2 separate regions of the Homo sapiens genome follow, and region 1 is linked to region 2. Evidence: chromatin loops called from intact Hi-C (ENCODE). Cell type or tissue: A673. All regions are shown on one strand.

Region 1 (4,000 bases), 210 kb after region 2:
GATGCAGAAGAAAATGAAGAAAGCTCATAAAAAGATGCACAAGCACCAAAAGCACCACAAGTACCACAAGCATGACAAGCATTCCTCCTCTTCCTCCTCCTCTTCCAGCAGTGATTCTGACTGAATACAGGCCCTGGACCCTTCCCTCAAGTCCCACCAGTTCTGCTCTCCCATCAAGCTTCAGATGCCACGTTGTACTGGGGGAATGTAGCCCTTGTGCTCCCCACCCCCTACCTCCACCTGAGCCTCACCCTGCTGTTGAGCCCTGAGTGGCTAGGGGAAATAGGAAGAGGATTGCCATGGCCTGGCCATCTTGTTGCTGCTTGGAGAGATCATATAGCTAATGAATTAGGCAGGGGAGCTATTTTTTGAAGATGATGAACTAAATGTTGAAGACAAGTTTGAGATCTGTAAAATGTGATTTTTTACTTCCACTTATAATACTTGTGATTGGGGAGGTTTGTGGAAATTCAATTATGATGAAAAACCTCTATCTTTTTTGTAATGTTGGCATACTTGGGGGATTTAGTGGCAAATACATTCCCCAGCAGGCCTTTTGTTGGTTGCACTAACTGCAAGGTTGCTGGGAAGTAGAGTCCATTTGGTTGATGAGCTTTGACTGCGGTTTTGGAACCTTACCTCTCCTCCTTAGCCCAATATGCTGTCTCGGGTCCTATTCAAATAAAGTTATTTCTCCTGGTCTAAAAAAAAAAAAAAAAAAAAAAAGAATAAGGAGAATGAAATCTCTTGGCTGGGAGTGAGACAGCTGGCTGGCTTCCTATTTTGAGGTGGTTTAGTGAAAAAGAACAAAAGCCCCTTACTCAAGCTGTAGCTTGTCTGCAGCAGGATAATTAAGGAATCAGAGAGACCGTGGGGTTGAGGAGGAATTATTTAATTATTCAGGTGCACCGACCCAGTCAGATTAACATCCAAAGGACTGAGCCCTGAACAAAGAGTCAAGCTACCTTTTAAGCATTTCGTGGGGCTGGGGGAGATCTGTGCAGGGGGAAGCATATCACAGAAGTGAGAAACAAAGACAGTCATTCAATTGAGACATGCATTATATCATTTTTTTTTCAAGGAACAGCATGTTTTACGACTTGAGATTATCTGTCTAGTGATCTTACAGCTGCACAGCTAGAGAAACAGAGTCTTCACAATGCCTGGGAAAGGGAGAGATAAGGCTCACTAGCCATAGAAAAACAGGCAGTTAATTTTAAAGGACTCCAGCTCTTTCTCTTCCTCAGGGGGAATTGGGTTTTCTTACATACAACTAAGTTTTGCTTACACATTCTTTATTTCTTTTAATTCCTGTTCTATACCTAACCTCCAGCCAGTCAGCATCAGAGGCCCAAGAAGCTATTAACCACAAGTTCCTGCTTTAGGGGCTTAGGGACTTCCCCAGGAAGCCACAGGAACAGCTTAGGTTTCAACTTACAGTGATAATTTCCTTATTTCAATGCTAAAAATCATGCTCAGAGGTAGAGATTTAAAATGCCAATATTACATGCAATGTATGAAAAACCATGTTGAACCATTGTGCAGGCGCCAAGAAATCCCTTGTTAACACATGATGACAGGCACATCATGGCATCTGGACCCCTACAAGACAGATCGACTTGCTCCCTGTGGGGAGCAGCCTACCCTTTTCCTTTCACGGTGCTGACCTCCCTTCTGCACAAACGGAAACAAACTTTTTTTTTTTTTTCTCTTTAATACTGTGTCTGGTAATCTCACTTGATTTCTATCTTAGGAGACTACAACAAGCCAGGATGATGGTAACATCTCTGTCAAGATGACATAGATTTATTTTTCCTGGCTCCTCTCTGCTAAAAACCCTGGAATAACATAACAGACATTCTTAAGAGGACTCTGAAAGATAAAAAGAAGGAAAACTGACAAGGGCCTTAGAACTCGAGAAACATCTCAGTGGCCCAGCATCTCTCAATTTCCCACCCAACGACAGGACGTGGTCTAGATCCAGCATCTCCCCAGCCCCCTATCCAGCGGCAGAAAGCACCCAGGTAGGTGCTTTCCCCACCCTAGTGGATGGCAGAGATGAAGGAAGAGCCCTGCTGGCACCACGCAGCCCAGGGAAGTACTCTCCACCCTTTTGTGCCAGTGTCTCCTACTCCTAACGTAGCAGCACCAAGCAGGCCCCAAGAAAATGCTTTTAACCTCCATTGGTGGTACTAACAGGAATTGGGTATGAGCTCAACCAGCACCAGGCAAATGAAATAGACCGGAATAATAATGCAAGGGCTCTGAAAACTAAATTGTCATTGGAATCATAGCACACAAAAGTAGGCCAGGACCTGCATGCTAACCTAAAAACAGTGACTGCTAAAATGGAAGAGTTAAATAGGATCCAGGGTCTCCTCTCATAATACCAGAAATGTCCAGGATATAATTTAAAAATCATACATAATATGAACAACCAGAAAAATCACAACTTGAATGAGAAAAGCCAATCAACAATCTAACACTGAGATGAAAGATTTTAGAATTATCTGACAAAGATCTAAAGTAGCCATCATAAAAATGTTTCACCAAGCAAGTAGAAATTCCTTGCAAAGATGGGAAAGAAAAGAAAATCTCACCAAAGAAATGGAAAGTATGTTCTTAAAGAATCAAATGAAAATGATAAAACTGAAAAATACAATAACTAAAATAAAAACTCACTGGAAAGGCTCAAGAGCAGAGCAACTATGACAAAGGAAATAAGAAGTGAACTTGAAGATAGAACAATAAAAATTACCCAATCCAAAAAACAGAGAGACAATCAACTTTAAAAAAGAGAAACAGAAAATGACTAACAAGGGCTCAGAGAACCTGCAGGACAATTATAAAATAGCTAACATTTGTATTATCAGATTAACAGAAGGAGAAAAGAAAGTGGGGCTGAAAAATATTTGAAGAATAATGACCAAACCTTCCCAAATTTGGCAAAAGACATAAACCTACAGATGCAAGAAGCTAAACAGAATAAATCTGACGGATTCCATGCCAAAACACAGTATAACTAACTTATGAAAACAAAGGCAAACAATGAAACTATCTTGGAAGCAGCTAGAGAGGAATTATAAATTGTCTATAGGGAACACTGATCAAATGACAAAAAATTTCTTATCAAAAACCATGGAGAAGAAAGCCTGGAGCAATACTCTTCAAGTGCTGAAAGAAAATAACTATCTGCTGAGAATCTTTTTTTTTTTTTTTTTGAGACAGTCTCGCTCTGTCCTCCAGGCTGGAATGCAGTGGTGTGCTTTTGGCTCACTGCAACCTCCACCTCCCAGTGATTCTCCTGCCTCAGCCTCCCAAGTAGCTGGGACTACAGGCGCCCGCCACCATGCCCGGCTAATTTTTGTACTTTTATTAGAGACAGGGTTTCACCATGTTGGCCAGGCTGGTCTGGAACTCCTGACCTTGTGATCTGCCCGCCTCAGCACCCCAAAGTGCTGGGATTACAGGCGTGAGCCACTGTGCCCAGCCGAGAATCTTATATGCAGCAAAACTATCTACGGGGTATGAAGAAGAAATAAAAAGCTTTTAGATGAAGGAAGACTACAAGACTTTGCCGTCAGCAGAATTATTTTTAGAGAATGATTAAAGGAAGTTCTCCAAAGTCCAAATGATTACAGGAAAAGGCTCAGAACTTTAGAAAGGAAGGAAGAACAGCAGAATGGACAAAAATAGTGATAACTATAGCAGATTACCCTTCTCATGAGTTTTTAAAAATCGTAGTTGGTTGAAGCAAAAATTATAGTATTATCTGATGTCTATAGGAAGAGACAATACTTAAAATAGTTATATGTGTATACACACACACGCATATGTATAAGTGGGAGGGTAAAAGGATCTATATGGATGTAAAGTTTCAACACTTCAATCAAAGTGGTAAAATATTCATAAGTTGGATTATAATCAGTTACATATGTATATTGTAGTACTAGAGCAAGTGCTAAGAAAATTCTACAAATTATGTATTCGAAAATAATAT
Region 2 (4,000 bases):
ACCACGAATGTAGTTTCCATCTCTGTATATTGGCCTATTCCAGATATTTCATATAAATGGAATGATATATTGTGTGGTCTTTTGCCTCTTCTTCTGCTTGGCATGTCTTTGTGGCTCAGTCATGTTGTAGTATGGATCAGTACTTCATTCCTTTTTGTGGCTGACTAATATCCCATTGTGTGGGTGTACCACATTTTAGTTTCTAACCAATTAAGCATATCCTGAAAAATGCCATTCTGACAAAAAGAACTACTCACGGTGGCTCACGCCTATAATTCTGATACTTTGGGAGACTAAAGTAGGTGGATTGCTTGAATCCAGGAGTTGGAAACCAGCCTGGGCAACATGGTGAGACCCTGTCTCTACAAAAATTACAACAATTAGCTGGGTGCGGTGATGCGCCCCTGTAGTCCCAGCTATTTGGGAGGCTGAGGTGGGAGGATCACTTAAGCCCAGGAGGTCGAGGCTGCAGTGAGCCATAATTGCGCCACTGCACTGTAGCCTGGATGACAGAGTGAGACCCTGTATGAAAAAATAAAAACAAACAACAACAACAACAACAAAAGTGCACAGACAGTTCTGGGTCAGATCTTGGCACACAGTATTATCGGGATGTGATTACTATTAGGGATTGTTTTTATTTTCTGAAAATTTTCTTTTTTCTCTTTTAGTTTGAGACTGTTTTACTCTGTTGCCCAGGCTGGACTGCAGTGGCATGATCTCGGCTCACTACAACCTCCACCTCCTGGGTTCAAGCGATTCTCCTGCCTCAGCTTCCCGAGTAGCTGGGATACAGCTGCGTGCTACCACGCCCGGCCAAGTTTTGTTTTTTTTGAGACAGAGTCTTGCTCTGTTGTCCAGGCTAGAGTGTGGTGACGTGATCTCGGCTCACTGCAACCTCCACCTCCCAGGTTCAAGCAATTCTGCTTTAGCCCCCTGACTAGATGGGATTACAGGCACCTGCCACCATGCCCGGCTAATTTTTTGTATTTTTAGTAGAGACAGGGTTTCACCATGTTGGCCAGGCTGGTCTTGAACTCCTGACCTCAAATGATTAACCTGCCTTGGCCTCCCAAAGTGCTGGAATTACAGGTGTGAGCCACTGCACCCTGTACCTCCACCACCTCCTGAGTACCTAGGACTACAGGAGCGTGCCACTACACCTGGCTATTTTTTTAATTTTCAATTTTTTTTTTTTTTGTAGAGAAGGGGATCTCACTATGTTGCCCAGGCTGGTCTCAAACTCCTGGTCTCAAGCCCCTCAGACTTCTGCCTCGGCTTCCCAAAGTGCTGGGGTTACCGGCTGGGATTTCAGAGCCCTGAAACATCCTTATAACAATATTATTGACTTATGATTATAAAAGTAATTCATGGTAGTTGTTGAACATTTGGAAACTACGCACCAAACAAAAACAAAAAACACCCAAGTGGAAAATAAAAATCATTGTTAATTTCATTCCGATTGAGACGAATTTAGTATGTCCAAGAAAAATGAGAATGAAAGATGACGGGGGATATCCCAGGATCCACAGAGCTGTGTCGTTGATCCCAGACTGTACTGTTTATGGGGTGGATCCTGCCAGCGTCCCTGTGGGGGCAGCCTTCACAAAGAGCAGGGCGCTGTGCTCTCCCTCCCACCCCACTCCCTATGCGTGGAAGGGCTGAAGGATGGGTTTCCCACAAGAGAGCAGCTACTCCTTCGGGAGGGTAGGAATCGGGGCGCGGGGAGAACGCAGCAAGCCCACGCTCCCTCCCAGACCTTGCCAGCTCTGCCTTGAAGTCTCCTCGGACTCCTCCAAACCTCTGCAGACTCCGAAGGTGTTGGTCGTTGGCCGAAGGGCGGAGGTGTAATTCTTCCAATCCTACCCTGTGCCAGGGCTCTGCGCCTGGGCGGAAGTGTAATTCTTCCAATCTCACCCTGCGCTGGGGCTCTGCGAAGCCCTGACCCTAGTCACCAAGGGTTTCCCACCAGTCCCAGGCAGCCCTGCAGGAGTCAGTTTTATAAGACCTAGACCCACAAGAGACGTCCTCCAAGCCCGCCTGTTAAAGGAGTCACTGTTTCTGAAGAGCCAGCTCTCAGTGATTTCACATCTGGGAGGCTCCAGGGTTTCAGGAAGTGTGAGTCATGATAGAAAGTTTGTGCAGATCTAAATTATACCGAGAAAGACAAGAATAAGACTGGGCATGCTTCCCTAATTTTTTTTTTTAAATCAGGGTGAGGTGGGGGCCCTGTGCCTTAAACTGGGGTTGTATAGGTTGTGCACTGCACAAATTTGTTTGACCCAGGAGGCATGTGGAGGCTGAAATGCAACCTGTGCCCTTTCACCAGCCACACATCCTGGTGTGGAGCTGTGTCTACCCAGAGGAAGGGAGGACAGCCTTTTCCTAATTTGCACAAAGGCATGTAACAGGGGAGCTCAAGGGTCCTGAACTGGCAGTTCCAGTAGCCTTCTCTGACTTCTGGCTGGACCTACGTCCTAAGTAGCACCCATAGGTCCACGTAAGGTCTGAGACCTGAAGAAATAAAACAGCCAACAGAATGGAATCAGACCACACTTTGAGACTGTGGTAGGCTGAATAATGTGGCCTCCAAAGTTTCCATGTCCTGGCTGGGTGCAGTGTCTCATGCCTGTAATGCCAGCAGTTGGGAGGTCGAGGTGGGAGAATCACTTGAGTCCAGGAGTTCAAGAGCAGCCTGGGCAACATAGTGAGATCCTGTCTCTACTAAATAAATAAATAAGTCATGTGTGGTGGCACGCATCTATGGTCTCAGCTACTTGGGAGGCTGAAGTGGGAGGATCACTTGAGCTTGGGAGTTTGAGGCTGCTGTGAACTGTGACCGCACCACTGCACTCCAGCCTGGGCAACAGAGGGAAACCCTGTCTCAAAAACAAAACACAACAAAAAAGTTTGGGCACGGTGACTCACACCTGTAAGCCCAGCACTTTGGGAGGCCGAGGCAGGCGGATCACCTGAGGTCAGGATTTCGAGACCAGCCTGGCCAACATGGTAAAACCCCATCTGTACTAAAAATACAAAAATTAGTCAGGCATGGTGGTGGGTGCCTGTAGTCCCAGCTACTTGGGAGGCTGAGGCACGAGAATTGCTTGAATCCGGGAGGAGGAGTTTGCAGTGAGCTGAAATTGCACCACTGCACTCCACCCTGGGCAGCAGAGTGAGACTCAGTCTCAAAAAAAACATGGCTGGGCACAGTGGCTCATGCCTGTAATCCCAGCATTTTGGGAGACCGAGGCAGACTTGAGGTCAGGAGTTTGAGACCAGCCTAGTCAACATGGTAAAACCCCATCTCTACTAAAAAACAAAAATTAGCTGGGTGTGGTGGCAGGTTCCTATAATTCCAGCTACTTGGGAGTCTGAGGCATGAGAATCCCTTGAACCCAGAGGTGGAGGTTGCAGTGAGCTGAGATTGTGCCACTGAGCTCCAGCCTGGGTGACAGGGGGAGACTTCATCTCAAACAACAACAACAACAAACAACAACAACAACAACAACAAAACAAAACCAAAAAACAAAAGAAAAGAAAAAGTTTCTCTTGCCCCACAAGGCTTGGCTAAGTATTAATAATAATTAAGAAGGTTTATACATCCTAATCCCTAGAACCTGTGAACGTTCCCTTATATGGCAAAATGGACTCTCAGATGTGATTAAGTTTGTTCAGTTGGGGAAATGATCCTGGGTTACCTGGGTGGGTCCTGAATAGAATCACAAAGATCCTTACAAGAGGGACACAGGAGAAGTTGGTCAGAGGGATGTCGATGTGACAATGGAAGCAAACATTAGAGGGATGCGGGTTTGTTTGTTTGTTTGTTTTTTGAGACGAAGTGCAGTGGTGTGATCTCAGCTCTTTGCAACCTCCGCCTCCTGGGTTCAAGCAATTCTCCTGCCTCAACCTCCTGAGTAGCTGGGATTGCAGGTGCTCACCATTACGTCTGGCTAATTTTTATATTTTTAGTGGAGATGGGGTTTTGTCATGTTGGCTA

Evidence for each region. A loop is a pair of places that touch in the nucleus more often than their neighbours do. Peaks named below come from ENCODE experiments on the same cell type or tissue, not always from the same donor. Only the 100,000 strongest peaks of a DNase experiment are listed, where the experiment ranks them.
Region 1: a loop joins it to region 2, with 4 times the contacts of the local background. A loop is called at or near these places in 1 of 110 quality-filtered maps.

Annotation. Positions count from the first base shown.
Region 1 is chr19:39,939,359-39,943,358 of GRCh38, reverse strand. It overlaps the pseudogene PRR13P5. Among named protein-coding and RNA genes, the nearest start is that of FCGBP, 6.7 kb to the right of the region's middle. RefSeq lists enhancers at 1,421-1,510, 1,611-1,690. In A673, no CTCF peak of the experiment used is centred here; DNase peaks (open chromatin) are centred at 788 and 1,508; H3K4me3 peaks cover 1,246 bases; H3K27ac peaks cover 3,653 bases.
Region 2 is chr19:40,145,892-40,149,891 of GRCh38, reverse strand. No RefSeq gene overlaps it. Among named protein-coding and RNA genes, the nearest start is that of MAP3K10, 44 kb to the left of the region's middle. RefSeq lists an enhancer at 1,896-2,190. In A673, a CTCF peak has its summit at 1,632; DNase peaks (open chromatin) are centred at 1,651 and 2,081; H3K4me3 peaks cover 1,522 bases; H3K27ac peaks cover 2,949 bases.